Linked DNA regions of Homo sapiens: region 1 is linked to region 2. The links are chromatin loops, found by intact Hi-C in ENCODE. Cell type or tissue: GM12878. All regions are shown on one strand. Each heading gives the region's core, and the rest is flanking DNA. Links, peaks and the distances in the headings are about the cores only.

Region 1 (9,370 bases), core at 538-8,537, 750 kb after region 2:
AGAGCTCAACACCAACAGATGTGCACTGCAAAAAAAATTTAAGTAAGTATTTAAGATAGAAAAATATGATATCAGATGGAAATCTGAGTGACACAAAGCAATAAAGAGCTCTAGAAATGGTATGTTAGTAAACATATATACTTTTTTTCTTTGTTAAAGCTCCATTAAAAACAGATTACAATACAATCTGAGGCTTATAATATATGCAAAAGCAATATATTGTCACAACAGGAGAAATGAAAAGTTACAGTTAGAAATTCTTATATGCTAATTGAAATGATATGGTATACATACCAGATGTATAGTCCGAATTCTTAAGTAGCCACTAAAATAACAACAAAAGCAAGAGCAACAAAAGAGTTATAGCTCACAAAGGAAATAAAGTGGAATCAACAACAAAGGAAATCATTTTTTAAAAATCCAAAGCATGAATAGAAAAAACAAAGAAAAGGGAAGAATGAATACACGAGACAAATAGAAAACAAATATGACAGTGGTAGATTTAAATCTAAAAATATTCAAAATATTAATAATCACATTAAAAGTAAGTGAACTAAATATATCAAGTGAAAGTTAGAGATTTACTGAATTTAAAAAGTAAGGAAAAATTCTATGGTTTCTAGCAAAAATAAAGTTAAAATTGAGATACAAATAGGCTAAAATGAAAAAGATAGGAAAGATAAATCATGCTAGCACCAATAAAAAAAAAAAAAAACTGAACTTCTAGCAGACTAAGAAAAAGAGAGGAGAGAAAATTCCTAATACCAGAAATGAAAGAGATGACGTCACTACAGATACTATGGACACAAAAAGAATAATAAAAGGACACTGTAAACAACTCTATGCCCACAAATTTAATAACCTGGATGAATGTACCAGTTTGTAGAAAGATGAAATTTGCTAAAACTCATATAAGGAGAAATAGATAATCCAAATAAGTCTATTATCTATTAAAATTGAATCAATAATTAATTTCCCTTCAAACAGAAATTACCAGGTTCTGATGGTTTCACTGGTAAACAATCAATCAAACATTTAAGGAAGAAACTACCAATTCTATACAATCTTTTTCAGAAGATAGAAACAGGAGTTTTACTTCTGAACTCATTCTGTGAGGCAAGAATTAATCTAATACTGAAACCAGAGAAAGACATTATAAGAAATGACAACTAAAGACTAATATCTATCATGAAACAGACACAAAAATCCTCAACTAAAGAAAATTGCAGGCCGGGTGCCGTGGCTCCTGCCCGTAATCCCAGCACTTTGTAATGACAATGCAGGCGGATCACCTGAGGTAAGGAGCTTGAGACCACCTTGGCCAACCTGGCAAAACCCTGTCTCCACTGAAAATACAAAAATTAGCTGGGCATGGTGGTGGCGGCTGTAATCCCAGCTACTCAGGAGGCTGAGGCAGGAGAATCGCTTGAATCCAGGAGGCAGATGTTGCAGCTAGCTAAGATCATTCCACTGCACTGCAGCCTGGGCCACAGAGCGAAACTCCATCTCAAAAAAAAAAAGCAAATTGAATCCAAAAACATATAAAAAGAATTATGTACCACAAACAATATTATTTATCTCAGGTATGCCAGGATAGTTGAACATTCAAAATTAATATAATCCATCACCAAAAATCAAAAGAAGAAAAAGTATATGATCATATCAATAGATGCATAAAAAGCACTTGACAAAAATCTAACACTTTTTTATGATTAAAAATTCAGAACATACAAGTTCCTCAACTTGACAAGGAGTATCTACAGAAAACCTGTAGGTAACATCCCATTTAATGGTGAGAAACTAGAAGCTTTCCAATAAAATCAAGAACAAAGAAAGGGTGTTTCTTCTCACTACTGCTTTTTAATGTCATACTGGAAGTCCTAACTAGTGCAGTAAGACAAGAAAAGGAAATACAAGTTGTACAGGTTGGGAAGAAATACATATAACTGTTCACAGATGACATAATCAGTTATGTAGAAAGTCCAAAAGAATTGACAAAAATCTCCTAGAATTAATAAATGATTATAGCAGAATTGCAAAATATAATGTAAATGTATGAAAGTGTATCACTTTTCTATATACCAACAATAAGCAAGAACAATTTGAAATTAAAAATACAATATCATTTACATTAGCACTTCCCAAAAATGAAATATTTACATATAATTCCAACAAATTGTATACAAATCTGATTTGTAGAAAATACAAATCTCTGATAAAAGAAATCAAAGAAAATCTAAATAAATGGAGAGATATTTCATATTCATGGATAGAAAGGTTCAATATTGTCAAAATGTCAGTTATAACTACTTAATCATTAGATTCAATCAAATCCCAGTCAAAATTCCAGAAAGTTATTGTGTGGATATTCACCAACTGAGTTGAAAAATTTATATGGAGAGGGAAAAGACCCAGAATATTCAATGCAGTTCTGAAAGAGAAAAACAGCCTGGACATTTGGGTTGGTTCCAAGTCTATTGTGAATAGTGTCCAACAATGATAGACTGGATTAAGAAAATGTGGCACATATACACCATGGAATACTATGCAGCCATAAGAAATGATGAGTTCATGTCCTTTGTAGGGACATGGATGAAGCTGGAAACCATCATTCTCAGTAAACTATCGCAAGGACAAAAAAACCAAACACCGAATGTTCTCACTCATGGGTGGGAATTGAACAATGAGAACACATGGACACAGGAAGGGGAACATCACACTCTGGGAACTGTTGTGGGGTGGGGGGAGGGGGAGGGATAGCATTAGGAGATATACCTAATGCTAAATGACGAGTTAATGGGTGCAGCACACCAGCATGGCACATGTATACATATATAACTAACCTGCACATTGTGCACAGGTACCCTAAAACTTAAAGTGTAATAATAATAAAATTAAATTAAAAAAAGAAAAGAAAAACAGCCTGGAGACTAATACTACCTGACTTCAAGTCTTACTATAAAACTACAGTAATCAAGACAGTTTTGAATTAGCTAAAGAACACACAAATAGATCAGTGTAACAGAATAAAGAACACTGAAATGGGCCCACATATAGTCAACTGATCTTTGACAGAGGAGCAAAGGCAATCCAATGAAAGAAAAGACAATTTTTTCAACAAATAGTGCTAGAATGACTAGCATGTTTGCAACATCCACATGCAAACAAATGAATCAAGACAGATTGAGAGAGGGAGAGATAGAAGGAAACGAGGGAGGAGAGGAAAGAAGGAAGAAAAGAAGGAAGGAAGAAAGGAAAGAAGGGAGGAAGGAGGAAGGAAAGGAAAGGGAAGGAAAGGAAAGGAAAGGAAAGGAAAGGAAAGGAAAGGAAAGGAAAGGAAAGGAAAGGAAAGGAAAGGAAAGGAAAGGAGGCAGGCAGAAAGGGAAGAAGGGAAGAACATATTTTTCCTGCCCTCTTAAATTAGATTTTCACATTTGAAATATCTACTTGATATTTTCATTTAAGGTAAGTTTTTAATCTCTTCCTACACATAAAACACATATGCACACACCGTTCCCACTCCAACCTCTAAGCCTGACCTTCAATTTTCCTATTCTTGTGGATTCTAATTTTCCCAGTCATCCAGTCTCTAGTTTTTCCAGCCTAAAAATGAGTCAATTTATATTTTTCTGTTTTTAAATCTTATATTAATTTATTAAAATTCTGATAACTTATATTTTTCCTTGCTTTGAATTCTTCTCTTGCATGTCTTTATACTGATATAGTCAACTTAGATTCTTTGTCACTCCTAATTAATGCACAAGGAGGCAGTGATTTCTCCACTTCCAATTGTGTCCTCCCAATCTGCTTTGCACCAGGTTCTATCTACATTCTAATTCTCAGTCTCTCATTTGAAAACTTGTGCTAACTTCTCATTTTCATTAGACTCTTGGGGTGGATATAAGTCCTCCACAATTTATCTTAATTTATTTTTCCAAAACTGCCTCCCAATACTTACCATCATAATCCCTTTATTTCAGCAGGCTGCTTTTCTTATTATTCAATATGCTATCTTAAATCCTGCCTCTAAGCCTAAGTTCACACCATTTGCCCCACTTTATTCCACTTCAGTCATGCAATTTCATTCACTGCTCAGTTTCAATCACAGCAGGATAAGCAATTTAAGAAGTGGAATTAAAATGAAATTCAAGTCTCTGGCCAATTTCAAATTATGGTCAAATCGCCCTTCCTATGTGATGATTTAAACTGAAAAATGTTCTTTTAGTTTAGGATTTTTTTTTAGTCCCAAAAGGAAGATTTTATTAGAGCCAAAGGCAGTTTATGTGTTTTAATAGTAATAAAATCCACATAGCTGTTACCTGGTTAACAGCTTCATAGATAATAGAATTTTGTAGGAATATTCAGAATTAAAATGATATTAAATTAAAGCACTATAGTTATTTCCTATTATCTGAGTAAGATATGGAATGTTCTGATGGAATTAAGTATTAGAGCTTATAATTTTAATTGAAGTATTTTCATGGATAATATTCAATCTGCTATTTCAGTATGAAAAAAGTTTGCATATTTGAGAATGATTGACATGCAAGTTTCTTCTACTCATTCAGTTGGATAAAAAATCGCTGCTCATTCACAACTAAAAAATAATCTTTCACTTAGATCTCACTTTGTCAAGTGATGCACATTCGTAAAAATGCTTCAGTACATTGAAGAGGTTAGCCACATGAGGTGATCTGTTAGAAAACGCTGAGAAATAACTTTTAAAATGGAGCACCTCACCTGTAATCACAGTAAACTTTTTCCTGGTAATTTTATTAATTTCAACATCTACTCTTGTCCAGATAGCAATGAAATATGTAGGACTGCTAGGAAGATTCCCTAAAATTTGTATTCATTATACAAAGTTAGATTGAACATGAGAAGTAATTAGTTCAGCATGCATTGAATGAAAATATATTAAAAATGAAAAGCATTTAAAAATGAAGATCTTTTAGTAATAAAGTGTATGTGGAATTTCATATTATTCATCAGAATATTTCCTGCCCAGGAGAGATTTATAGTTCCCTTCGCCATTAAAAAGATTTTTCTATAGAAAAGATGTACCCCTTTTCTATAGAAAAATTGTCTTGTTAAATTTGGGAGTGGCCATGTGACTTGCATTGGCTGAAAAAATGTTGGTAAGTAATATGTTTCAGTTTTATAAAGCTTTAAGAGCTTATGATTCACAACCTCCTTCTTTTCCTTCTGCCATGAGACTCCCAGATGAGAGCAGTTTCATCAACATCGAGTTGGAATGCAGATAACATGGGAAAGAACTGAAGCAGATCCTTAAAGGACTTAAAACATGAGAAAGAAACTCACTTTGTAGGACATTGAGATTTTTCAAGTTGTTTGTTACTACAACATAACCTAGACCAGGATTCCCCAACCCCAAGGCCAGGACCAGTACCAGTCCATTCTGTGTGTGGCTTGTTAGGAACTTGGCTGCACAGCATGGGCATTAGATTCTTGTAAGAGGGCGACCCCTGTTGTGAACTGCACATGTGAGGGATCTAGGTTGAGCATTCTTTATGAGAATCTAATGCCTAATGATCTGAGGTGGTAGTTTTATCCTGAAATTATCCTCCCAACCCCCCCACCACCCCATGGAAAAAGTGTTTTCCACAAAACTCATCCCTGGTGCCAAAAAGTCTGGGGACCACTGTCTTGGCCCTAACAAATAAAATCTGTCTTAATCATTTAATTATTTTTTAAAAACTAAAATATATTAATTAGTGGGATTTGTATCTAATTTACATATTATGCAGATACAAGAGTTGAATGATTTCACATTTTCAATTTTATTCCAATAATATTTGATAAAACCTTTATTCATTTAATTTTCCCATGGATAATATATGTATAAATATAAGATGATACACAATGAAAAGTCTTCCTCCTTTCCTGCTGGTTCCTTTCTTCATTCCTTCCTTTTAACCATGAAAATTGTTGTCATTAGATGCTTACATATCTTTTCAGAGTTTCCAGGGTGAACTCCGAGTATCTGAGACAGGTCTTAGTTAATTCAGAAAGTTTATTTTGTCAAGGTTGAGAACGTGAACCTGTGACACAGCCTCAGGAGGTCCTGACCACGTGTGCCCAAGGTAGTAGAGGCACAGCTTGGTTTTATACATTTTAGGGAGGCATGAGGAATAAACTTGTTTTGTTAGACACAGATTTTGGAGTTGTTCGTTAAAATATGTATAAGATATAAATTCATTCACTCTGGAAACGTAGGACAACTCAAGCAGGGAGGGGTCTTCCAGGTCACAGGTAGGTGAGAGACAAACAGTTGCATTCTTTTGAATTTTTTATTAGCCTATCCAGTGAGAGATGCGTTTATCTCAGTGAGCAGAGGGATGACTTTGTTTGTTTTTTTGTTTGTTTGTTTGTTTTTTTTGAGACGGAGTCTCGCTCTTTCACCCAGGCCAGAGTGCAGTGGCACGATCTCGGCTCACTGCAAGCTCCGCCTCTGGGGTTCATGCCATTCTCCTGCCTCAGCCTCCCGAGTAGCTGGGACTACAGGCGCCTGCCACCGCGCCCTGCTAATTTTTTGTATTTTTAGTAGAGACGGGGTTTCACCATGTTAACCAGCATGGTCTCGATCTCCTGACCTCGTGATCCGCCCCCCTCGGCCTTCCAAAGTGCTGGGATTACAGGTGTGAGCCACCGCGCCTGGCCAGAGGGGTGACTTTGAATAGAATGGGAGGTAGGTTTGCCCCAAGCAGTTCCTGGCTTGACTTTTCCCTTTAGCTTAGTGATTTTGGGGCCCCAAGATTTATTTTCCCTTCACACAAGTAACCTTTTCAAGTAAACCCAGATATCAATACTTATTTTTTCTCTATTTTTACACAAAAGGCAACACATTATATGATTTGTCCTGAACATAATTTTGTATTTACAATATATCTTGGAGGACTTTCCATATGGCTACTCATGATTTCATTAATTCACATTTCATTCGTATATGGATATAATCATAATTTATCACAGGCTTCTCTTTTTGATGGGCATTCAGGTAATTTTAGTCTTTGGCCACTATAAATAATGCTGTAACAAATAAACTTATTTCATTTTTCATATGTACAACCACATGTGAAGATTAAATTCCCAGAAGCAGAATTGCTTGGTCAAAAGTATGTGTGTGTTTGAAATTTAGTAGATATTGCCAAATATCTAATCACAGGAATTGTAGCAATTTATACTCCCATCAACAATGCATTAAAGTATCTGACTCTCCAACTGCCTTGCCAATAGAGTATGTTACCAAATTTAGGGATTTTTACAAATTTCATAGGTAAATAATAGCACCTCAGTGTAGCTTCAATTTGCATCATTCTAACCAAAATTGCGTATAACTACCAATAATGTAATTAATCCTTTTTATTCATTGGTACCCTAGACACCTGCTTGAATCAGGTTTGGCTCCAATTAATTTCTCCTTCCTTTCATTAGTTGTTATTTGGAATACCTCTCTGTGATTCTAATTTCTAATTTCCATTTCTACAGTATTTTATTTTCTTTGGCGTAGTGCTTTGTTGACTAACTAGAATATAAATACTTTTATAGAGGAGTAATTTACAACAAATCCGTTTTCCATAAAATAAAGTTAATAAATCCATTGGTATATTTTCTAATAAGGTTTCTAAACATGAAAAGCCTGAGTGTCAGAATTATACCTGGAATGAAGATGGAGAAAGGAATATAGAAAACATGCTTGATAGTACCAAGAGAAACCTCTGCCCCAGGAAAACTGTTAGTAGAACTGGGTCTATTTAATATTCAACCAACCTCATACTTAGTTCTATCTTGAATTGAAATCTGTCTCTTCTCTCTTTCTCCCTCCCTCCTTCTAATTGACAAAACAATGTCACTCACACAAAATGAGGAAACACAGAGACAATTAATTGGGAGCTTAGTTGAATGTAGCCTTTCCTGGGGAAACATATCTAGTGTAAGAACGGGAGAAAATGAAATGGCATTTATAATCAGTAGGTGTGGAACTGACTTTCTCTTTGTAAGTTGTACCATGGTTTTATTATCATGTGCTCAAAGATCCTAGTTTCTTATTCATTTGTCAATAATTCCTGACTGACAGTGTTAGAACACATAACAAACCAGTCCATTCTATTCTGCAAGAATAATTATTCATCAAATTGAATTATGAACAGAATTTTTTCTAAAGAAGCAGTCCTACATTTTCTGCATAGCTGTTACACAGTAAATATTTAGAGAATTGAAATCTCCCATGAGCAATGTTCTGACTTTTCCAGACCTTTTCTGATCTATACAAATATTTTACAATTTGATTTCACTAATGGTTTTTACAAATCAATAGGAAATCAGAAGAATTTTATTCCTTTTTTCAATGTTGAATTTTATCTGGATAGCAAAGATATTCTGTCACAGTAGGATTATTTTCATAATTAAATGAAAGTGAAAATATAAATCACTAGGAAAACTAAGGTGTTTTTAAAATCATTGTACTTTTGTGCTTTCTCATAGTACTTGGAATTAACATAAAAATACTCAGGGATAAAAAGAAAGTATTGTGAACAAATCACACAAAACAAAAAATGTTTTGTAACAGTCTTTATCCAAGTTTTCTTTCAAAACATTTTTGAAAACCTCTCTCATCTTAAAAATCATTTTGAGAATAATTCTAATTTATATGAAATTTAAAAGATTATTCCATAATAAAAAGTTCTTCTTAGATTTTGTTTACACTTAATTAAAAATACAACATTGCTTTGAATATTATGCTAAGATAATAGCATGATATTGTTTGGCTGTTGCGGCTGCAGTTTATTTGCTAACTGAATTTGAGTGTGATAAATCATAGTCAAAGATGGCAAAATTTATACTTAGGTTGCTTAAGGCTCTAAGATTAGTGAATTGAAGCAATTATACATTAACATATCTATTTCATACAAGTTTTAGAGCATTTGATTTTTAATAGAGTTTAGTTTTAGCACAGCTCTAGATTCATAGCAAAACTGAATAGAAAATACAGAGTTCTCATATATCCCCAGTCTCCACACATGCGTAGCTTCTCCCACTATCAGCATACCATACCAGAATCACATATTTATTATAAAGGATGAACTCACATTGACACATCATTAGCATTGAAAGTCTGTAGTTTACACAGGGAGTCTCGTTTGAGTTTGTACATTCTATGGATTTTGACAAACATGTAATGGCATGTATCCACCATTATTGTGTCATACAGAAAGGTTTCATTGCCCTAAAAGTATTCTGTGCTCTGCCTATTCACACCTTCTTCCCTTCAACCCCCGGCAACCACTGATCTTTTTACTGTCTCCTTAGTTTTGTCTTTTTCAGAATATCATATAGCTGGAATCATACA
Region 2 (9,370 bases), core at 373-8,372:
TATTCCACTCAAATTGGACCTTTCTAAATATGCCCATATTTTCTAACTTACATGCTTCTGTTCATGATGTTCCCAGGAATGCTTTTTGTACATTTCTATTCAATGAATAGTGTGTTTTTTAATACTCGTTGAAAATACTTCCCTTGAAAGCCTTTTTGAACTTGCTCAAAAGTTTTCTCTTAGACTATGCATTCCTTGAGAGAAAAAGGAAGTATTCTTCAACATTACTCAGTGAATATAGCAAGTTTTCAATGAATATTTAATAATTTAATCTATGGTAGATTGCATTAATATCCCCAATTCTTCACTCCTCCTTGTATTCCTGCTCTTTGGCATGTAACTTGTAGTGCCCTCTCTGACACGGCGCTCATCCATGTGATTTTCTTCAGCCAATGTTAGGAAGAAGCAATGGTATGTGTAGTGCTCAAGATGTCTTGTCTGTTTCTGATTGCTCCTTTCTTCTGTCATCCTCTGAAGAGGGATATGCCTGGGGTTGCCTGCCAGTCTTAAGAAAAGGATGAAAAATTTTGAGTCATGCCAGGGAACTCAGCATAGATCAACTGAACCTGCAAAGCATGAGAAATAAACACTTATTATTGTATGCCATTGAAGTATCATGATTGTTTGCAATGATTTTATGGCAATTATCTTATTTTATTTTTGAATATAAATAAGTTCATCTAAAAGATATTTGATACATAATCTCCAAGACAAAAACAGGGCTAATTAAACAACATTCTTTAATATGGAGATTATCATCTCCTCCTTAATACTGCTTTAAAAATCTTTTTTCAATTTCTTTAAAAAAACTGCTTTATTGAGGTATAATTGTTATAAAAAAACTGTACACATTTCATGCATACAATTTGATGAGTTTAAGCATATGCATACACCCATGAAACCATCACCACAACCAAGATAATAAATATATCCATCACCTCTAAAAGTTGCCTTGTGTTCCTTTGTTTTCCTGTTTATTTGTTTGTGTTAAGATTTGCTCTCAACAAATTTTGAAGTGTAAAATACAATGTTGTTAATGATACATGCTATGTTGTACAGCAGATTTCTACAACTTATTCATCTTTCATAAGTGAAACTTTATACCATTGAACAATAACTGCACATTTTCTTCTCTCTTCAGTCCCTCACAACCACCATTTACTCTCTGAGCCTATGAGTTTGGCTATTTTAGATACATTATATAAATGAAATCATACAGTATTGCCCTGTGACTGGCTTATTTCACATAATATCATAATGTCTTCAAGGTTCATCAATATTTTCTGTCACATATGGTAGGATTTTTTTTCTTTTATAAGGCTGAATAATATTCCATTGTGTGTTTTCTTTATCCACTTATCTGTCAATGGACATTCTAAATTGTTTCTATATCTTGGTTATTGTTAATAATGCTGCAAAGAACATGAGAGTGCAGATGTCTCTTTGAGATTTTGCTTTCAGTTATTTTGGATATATACCCAGAAGTGGGATTGCTAGATCATATGGGAATTCTACATATAATTTTTTTGAGGAGCCTCTATACTGTTTTCCGAAAATATAGGGGAAAGCCTTCTTGACATTGATATTGGCAATGATTTCTTGGATATGACATCAAAGCACAGGCAACAGAAGCAAAAATAAACGTGATACAACATTAACCTAAAAAACTATACAGAAAAGGGAACAATAAACAGAATGAAGAGACAATCTATGGAATGAGAGAAAATATTTCTGTTTTTAAATTTTTTTGACTTTTAGTTTAGGTTTGAGGGTACATGTGAAGGTTTGTTAAGCAGGTAAATACGTGTTATGGGGGTGTGTTGCACATATTATTTCATTACCCAGGTATTAAGCCCAGTACCCAATAGTTATATTTTCTGCTCCTCTCCCTCTTCCCACCCTCATCTCTCAAACAGACCCCAGTGTCTGCTGTTTTCTTTTTTATATTCATAAGTTCTTACTATTTACTCCCCACTTACAAGTAAGAACATGTGGTATTTGGTTTTCTGTTCCTGTATTAGTTAGCCTTCGGCTCTGCCCATGTTCTTGCAAAAGACATGCTCTCAGTCTTTTTTATGGCTGAATAATATTCCATAGTGTATATGTACCGCATTTTTCTTTATTCAGTCTGTCATTGATGGACATTTAGGTTGATTCCACATCCTTTGCTATTGTGAATAAATAAGCACAGTTTTTAATTGTTGCCTTATACAGTTGCCTTTTAAAACATGGGATAAGAAAAGTGTTACAAACATAATAAATATGTTTATATTGTCTTTTTTTAAAATTATACTTTAAGTTTTGGGATACATGTGCAGAATGTGAAGGTTTGTTACATAGGTATACATGGAGCGAAAATATTTCTAAACAATGTATCTGATGAAAAGTTAATATTCAAAAAATGTAAGGAACTCCAGCTCAATTTCAAAAACAAAAAACAAACAAAAAACAAAAAGACCCCACAACCCAACAAATACCTTGATTAAAAATGGGCCAAATACGTGAATAAGTAATTCTCTAATAGAGACATACAAATGGCCAAAAGGTTTATGAAAGGTGCTCAACATCACTAATCATAAGGAAATGCAAATCAAAACTGCAATGAGATGTCACTTTGCACCTGCTAGGATGGTTATTGTAAACAACCACTACAAAAAAGATAAATACTAGTGGGAATGTGGAGGAAAGTGAACCTCTGTACACTGTTGGTGGGAATGTAAAATGGCTCAGCCACACTTTATGGAAAATAGTGTGGCAATGGTTTTAGTGCAATTATTTTATGGCAATACCTAATACAATTTCAAAATGAATTTCTTAAAAGTAAAGAAATAAAATAGAATCTCTGAAATTTAAGAAAAAAAAAATGAGTTACCCAATGGCAAAGGATAGAATCTCTTATAACACTAGGTGAATAGACTTTGACTAACCAACAAAAACTAACATATTCAATTGAGTGTTGCCTTTCAAAGCCCTCTTATTGTGAGGTTATTCAATTATTTTAATAAAGTAGCTATAGGTTAAGAATTTCTCTTTGTAGATTACTTTTAGAGATAGTTTATAAATCAGTAAAGAAAATCTAGATTTTTTACTTCTTTTTCACATCCAGTGAATTCAGAAAATAACACCCTTCTGATATAATAATTGGATGCTAACCAAGGCAGCCTTAATCCTCTTACCTTGACTAGACTTTGCACAGGTTTCTTCCTGACTGTAGGCACCTGACCTCCTTTTGCTTAGAGAATTTGTTTTAGAAAACTTGTAATTGTAAATCCTTTCTCTGTCCCTTTGAAATGTATGTAAATTATCCTCTAGCCTCTTGCCTGTTTTACAACGCAGAAATTACCTTTCTCGAAGACCTAGAATCTATCCCATTGAGATGTAGTCATCAAGAGGAACAGCTTCCCTATCTTCCAGTCTCTGTGGTAGGGTAAGACCTTCATAAACAAACACCTTGAGCCTAATCACATTGAGCAACCTCTCTGCTAATGTCCTCCAGCACTTTGCTGCTGGCGACCCCCCATGATTAAAAACCCACCCATCTTTTGTTTCAGTGGAATAGAATTCAATCTCTCTCCCCTTTTACAATAGTCTTGGGTAAAGTCTTCCTTGCCTGTCAAACTCTGTCTGGCGTAATTATTCTTTGAAAATGCAAAATAATGTAAAGCACTTTTTTTCAAAATAGATCAAATCCAGGTGGTATGCCTATTTTTTTTTATTATGGTAACCAAACTCAATATGAAAAGCAAAGTGGAAGTGATTTCATGTAAATTCTTATCTGAGAATCTTTTAAAAGTCAATTTCCCGGCCAGGTGCAGTGGCTCACGCCTGTAATCCCAGTGCTACGAGAGGCTGAGGTGGGTAGATCACCTGAGGTCAGAAGTTCGAAATCGGCCTGGCCAACATGGTGAAATCTGTCTCTACAAAAATAGAAAAATTAGCTAGGCATGATGGCAGGTGCCTGAAATGCCAGGTACTCCAGAGGCTGAGGAGGGAAGATCGCTTGAACCCAGAAGGCAGAGGTTGCAGTGAGCCGAGATTGTGCCGTTGCACTCCAGTCTGGGTGACAGAGTCAATTTCCCCTTGCTCTCATTTCTTCTGAACATTTTATGTTAGCCAATTCTTAACATATTGAATTGGCACTTTAAGATTTGAAGGCATATATTTTTCAGAGAATGTACTTTATTTTTCTTTCAATTCATCCTTTTAAATTTCACTAATGTGGAAGTAACATTCTTTCTCCATAAGGGCTTAAGTTGTTAAAAGATGAGACACAGGGATTTTCTTCTGTGTACCTCTAAACTTAAGGGATATTTTGCATTCCCTTTCAGTAGGATGTCACACAGCATTCCAGAGGCGAAGTACTTAGGGTAGCAATTACATTACTTTAATGGAATCACTTTTAAAGGTGCTATAATCAATCATCATTAACAACAACAAAAGTGACAAAAACTAACTTTGTTAACTAGGAGAGATTTTGAGCTCGAGATCCTTCCAACTAATTATATTTTGATAGATCATTTGGAACTAGCTTTAAATGTTTCCAGGAGTTTCTGAACAGTTGCCTTTTTAGAAGCCAGTTTTATTTTTAATAATATGAGAAAGGGACCAGAGATTTTTCTGGGAGTGAATTAATCAGGGTGAGGAAAGAAAATAGGGGTTAAAGAAAATTTGCTTTGTGAGATGGAAAGATACTCATGTACGGTGATGTTAACTTTTATTAAAGGCAAAAGAGAGAGCAGCCATTTCGTACAAACATACACAGACAACCAATGAAGGAGACTAAAGATAGGAATTTCCCATAACTAATGGGCCTCAAATATTTGTTCTTTGAACACAAGTGTAAGGCCTTCTGCATGGGTCACTAGGCTGGGCCCAGTACATTGATATTACTTTTTGAGTCGTAAATTAGAACATTTGTCCTGGCAATTATAAATCTATGCAAAGAATACAGTAATATAAACTACTTCATATATTCTGAAGCTGCTTTTAAAATATTTTGAGTGTGGTTGTGTAGGCTAAAGTATAGATACTCTATTAGGGCCTCATAAACAAAGGAGAAATGTTGGATGGGATGGAGAAAATTCAAGGATTGGGGAAAAATGTCAATGCTAAACAGTAAAATTATAACGAAACTACCTTGATAAGAAAACAAAAGTGCAAAACACTTTGCTAGCTTTTTCTACGGCAGCTTCAGCAGGTGGCGCTGGTGAGCTTCCAATAGGTAATAATGTGCATGGTAAAAGTTGAGTTTCATGGGTTATGCGGATGTACTGCTCTCCTCTCCAGGGCTCCAGGGATGAAAAAACGTGCAGTCCAATAAAGATCTGAAATACGTCATTCTTTTAGTATATATGTATTAAACAGATGCCTATGTAGGTATCAATTTATATTAGCAATTACAAACATATTCATGGCTTATTTCTAAAGAAAAGTGCCTGATAATAAAAAGATTTATTTGAAATTACTCAACATAAGTTTTAAAAAATGTCTAGTCCTGGCAGGGTGCGGTGGCTCACGCCTGCAATCCCAGCACTTTGGGAGGCCGAGGTGGGCGGATCACGGGGTCAGGAGTTAGAGACCAGCCTGACCAACATGGTGAAACCCCATCTCTACTAAAAATACAAAAATTAGCCGGATATGGTGGCTCGCGTCTGTAATCCCAGCTACTCAGGAGGCTGAGGCAGGATAATCACTTGAACCCACGAGGCGGAGGTTGCATTGAGCTGAGCTTGCGCCACTGCACTCTAGCCTGGGCAACAGAGCGAGACTCCGTCTCAAAAAAAAAAAAAGGAAAAAGAAAGTCTCGCCCTCAGTTTTCCTGAATTTCTCTCAAGTTCTATATGAGTACATCTGCCAAGGGCCACATTATTTTGTGAATGGATAATTGAGATAATTGGCAGTATGTTACAGAGCAGTGGCAGTTCTCCTTGAACTTAGACAAGATGCAAGTCACTTAAGGATGTTGTAAAATGTGGGTTTTAATTCAGTACATCTGAGTGGGACCTGAGATTCTGCATTCCTAACAAGCTCCCTGATGATGGCAATGCTGTAAATTTTCATATTACGCCGAGTAGCAAGGCTATAGGGGAATTTATATCAGATCTACCTTCCAGCCCTGGTAATCTTCCTTAACAAGTATGTGACCTTGATGAAGTCAGTTTATCTCTAATAATGAAATAGAAAAAATAAAGTAGTATCTCTTCTTTTTATTTATAGTAATCATTTTAGGGTCTTATAAAATGCTGAATTATCTACCAAAGGAAACATTCAGTTATATTTTGTAAATAGTTGGAAAACCAGTTGCATATATTGACTTTAACATATTAGAAAATGATTGACACATAAAAATTATTGGCTAAATGTGAAAAGTTTACTTATTTCAGATTTTAGTTTCTGTATTGACTTTTAACCTTAGAGAGATCCTTAAAACATAAGTGAATAGGAATGCAAGGTATATAAATGAGAGAATTGACAACAAGTCTAAAAACGGGGTGGAAATACTTCATTGAAAGAAAGAATGAGAAAAAATGCAAATTACTTAATTTTGTAATTATGATTTTAAAATAACATCCCAGAAAGAAATGAGAAAATAATTGTAAGTCATTTTTAATTGTGTGACTCAAATAATAAATTAATATCCCCATAGGGATGTAGTGATCAGCTAAAAGCGGCTTGCTGAGTGCCTACGAGCACCAGTGAGGTAGTGAAGCTATCCTGGGCTAACAAAGACGCTTATCCTTAAGTCACGTCTTCCTTATAGTTGATACCTGGTTTCCTGTTTGACTTGAGTAAAAATTTCCACCACACACTGTTTGTCCATATGTGTCTCAGCAGTAGAACAGTGACTAACAGCAGTTTTATTGGATTGGGCATTTGTTATCATTGTAATTAATGCCTGAATGTTCAGCAAGTGAGTCGTGTCAATAAATGGCATCTCAGACATGCAGGTAAATCGAAGAAGAATGCTTAGGCTTCTATATGGAAGTGCTGCAATCTTCAGTTATGTAAGTAATTTGTATCTCCTTTCTTAGTGCTTTGGAATCCCACTGCCTAAGGTCTTATTCCAGCTCTAAAGTTTAATGACTATGGCTTGGACAAGTTACTCAACTTCTCTGAAACTCAGTTTCTTCATCTGCAAAATGCAAGTATTATCAGAGCTTAACTTTCTAGGGTTGTTTAGGAAATTTTAAAAGAGATATAATACATGGGAACACAGTTTTGGTATTTGGTAACCTATCAACGCATGTTGGCTGCTAGTATTGCACTTGCCATTATTATTATCAGTAGTTGTTATTGCTGCATTGCAGAAATGGACTCTAGTTTATTTTCTGAACTTTTTGATTGTTGTTACTTTGTGATCATATTGATACTCAAATTCAACTATTAATTACGAACTATTAGTGCAGTTTAAGAGTTTCAGCCTTGTTTTAAAATCACATTTTTCCTATAGTCATTTTAGCCTTTGACGAAGATTTATTCTTCTTTTAAAATGAAGTCATGTTAACTAATTAATTACTGTAACTCTTTAGGTGATTCTGTAAATAGTTTTAATATTTTGGATAATTGTCATTAGTAATAATTTCCGCAGTTTTTCTTACAAAAGCAGTAATCATCTCTTGCATTTTTATGTTAACCTTAAAAAACTATGACAACCTGAAGTTTCTAAAGATGAATTCTCCTAAAGGTGAATCTAAATATTAAAATTCAATGGCATTTAGTGTGTTTCATACATACTATATTATTTGGTAGAGCTAACTTCCTTATGACCCAAAGTAATTTTGAGTTATAGCGTATGTAGGTAGGTAGATGCAATCTGATTTTCACAAATGAATAATTAGATTTGAAATTTAGTTCAGTTATTTTTCACAGCTACACAGCTTAAAAGCAGCAGAGAGAGATCTCAAGCCCAGGCCTCATTGTTCCAAATCCAGTACTGTTTTTAAAGCCACAAAGAGACTTTGACCTATAAGGTCTGGGAGTCAGCTTCAGGAGGATGTCGAGTTAAATCCATAAGTAGCATTTGAGATTATGTGGTTCCCAAGATGTCCTAAAGGAATTATCTGCCATTCTCACTCAAAGGCTTCATTTGACAGTACTTCCATCAGGAAACACTACGCTTTCCTGCTAAAACTGCCTATGGCTTTGGAATGCAGTACTATGGTTGTCACCACAAGCTCCAACTAAATGCTCAGTGGGATTATTGGCTCAGTGAGAGCCTAGCTTGGATCCTGACCTTACCTACTAAATGCACAAGATATTAAAACTGGAATCAACTTAATTCTCCCATTCAGCCAACAAGTATTTCCTGAGCTCCTAGTATACAAATTGATGCATAAGTTATAAAATCTAGTGAGTAAATAAGTAATTACAAGTTGTGTTAATCATAAATATGAAAGGTCAGTGGAGGGAGCAGGTTGTTGATATAGACTATGAATTGGAGGTGGAAAGGAAGCAGGGTGGTCTGAGAAGGGCTCTCAGTCTCCTTGCTTTACCGATTAGAAAACTGAAATCCTGACACATGAATTGCTGGTGAAGATCCCTTAGGTAAGTGACAGATGGACCAACACCAGAACCTATGTCCCTTCACTCCAACACTCAGGATTTTTACTTGATGTTTTGGAAATTAGTATTTTCAGATAGTCTAGTTGGTTTTAAAACTCAGCAACTATTTTTCTCAGATATATGTAGCACTATAAACATGTATATTAAAAAGAGAAAAGTAAACCTTTTCCCTGAGGAAAAGGCATTAAAAGTAAGTAAAATACTTAAGAATGCCATACTAAAGTGTATTTTTGTACCGTATTCATGTATATATTTCTTTTTCTATCTATCTATTATTTATCACCTATCTATCCATCTATCTACATCTAGTTAGATAGATCAATGATAGATCAATAAATATATATAAACTATCTAGGATCTAACCCATTTAACCAGAGCCTGTTACTAAAGTTCTGCCTGGCATCAGGGATGTACTCAAGTTGGAAATCACAGGCTATACCTAAGACATCTGAATTGTGACCTTCACGGAAAACAGCCCTGGGAAAGAGTGGTCAGTATTAGAGGTTTTCAGAGACTGTGTCTTTTATTGACACCAACAATGGCACGTATTGGCCCCCAGTAGGACTGTGAGTGAAATCTTACCTCTGACACTTGCAGACATTACCAACTGATGATGCACAGCAGTCCTGTATCAAAGGCTACTCACATAAAATGAGAATTATTAAGAGAGTGAAGCTAATTTCACAACCAAGGTACACAGTGTAACAGAGAATTTAGTCACATTCGGTTATAGGCGGTAAAATGTTGATGTGGGGAGCCCAGAAGGGAAAATTCAACACGTTGAGTCACACAGCAGAGCTGGTCTATG

The links. Peaks named below come from ENCODE experiments on the same cell type or tissue, not always from the same donor. Only the 100,000 strongest peaks of a DNase experiment are listed, where the experiment ranks them.
Region 1: a loop joins it to region 2, with 2.5 times the contacts of the local background. A loop is called at or near these places in 2 of 110 quality-filtered maps.

The regions. Positions count from the first base shown.
Region 1 is chr4:43,877,210-43,886,579 of GRCh38, forward strand. No RefSeq gene overlaps it. Among named protein-coding and RNA genes, the nearest start is that of LINC02475, 130 kb to the right of the region's middle. In GM12878, for the core only: a CTCF peak has its summit at 5,478; no DNase peak of the experiment used is centred there.
Region 2 is chr4:43,126,983-43,136,352 of GRCh38, forward strand. No RefSeq gene overlaps it. Among named protein-coding and RNA genes, the nearest start is that of GRXCR1, 240 kb to the left of the region's middle. RefSeq lists an enhancer at 3,136-3,729. In GM12878, for the core only: a CTCF peak has its summit at 5,192 (motif pointing right); a DNase peak (open chromatin) is centred at 5,179.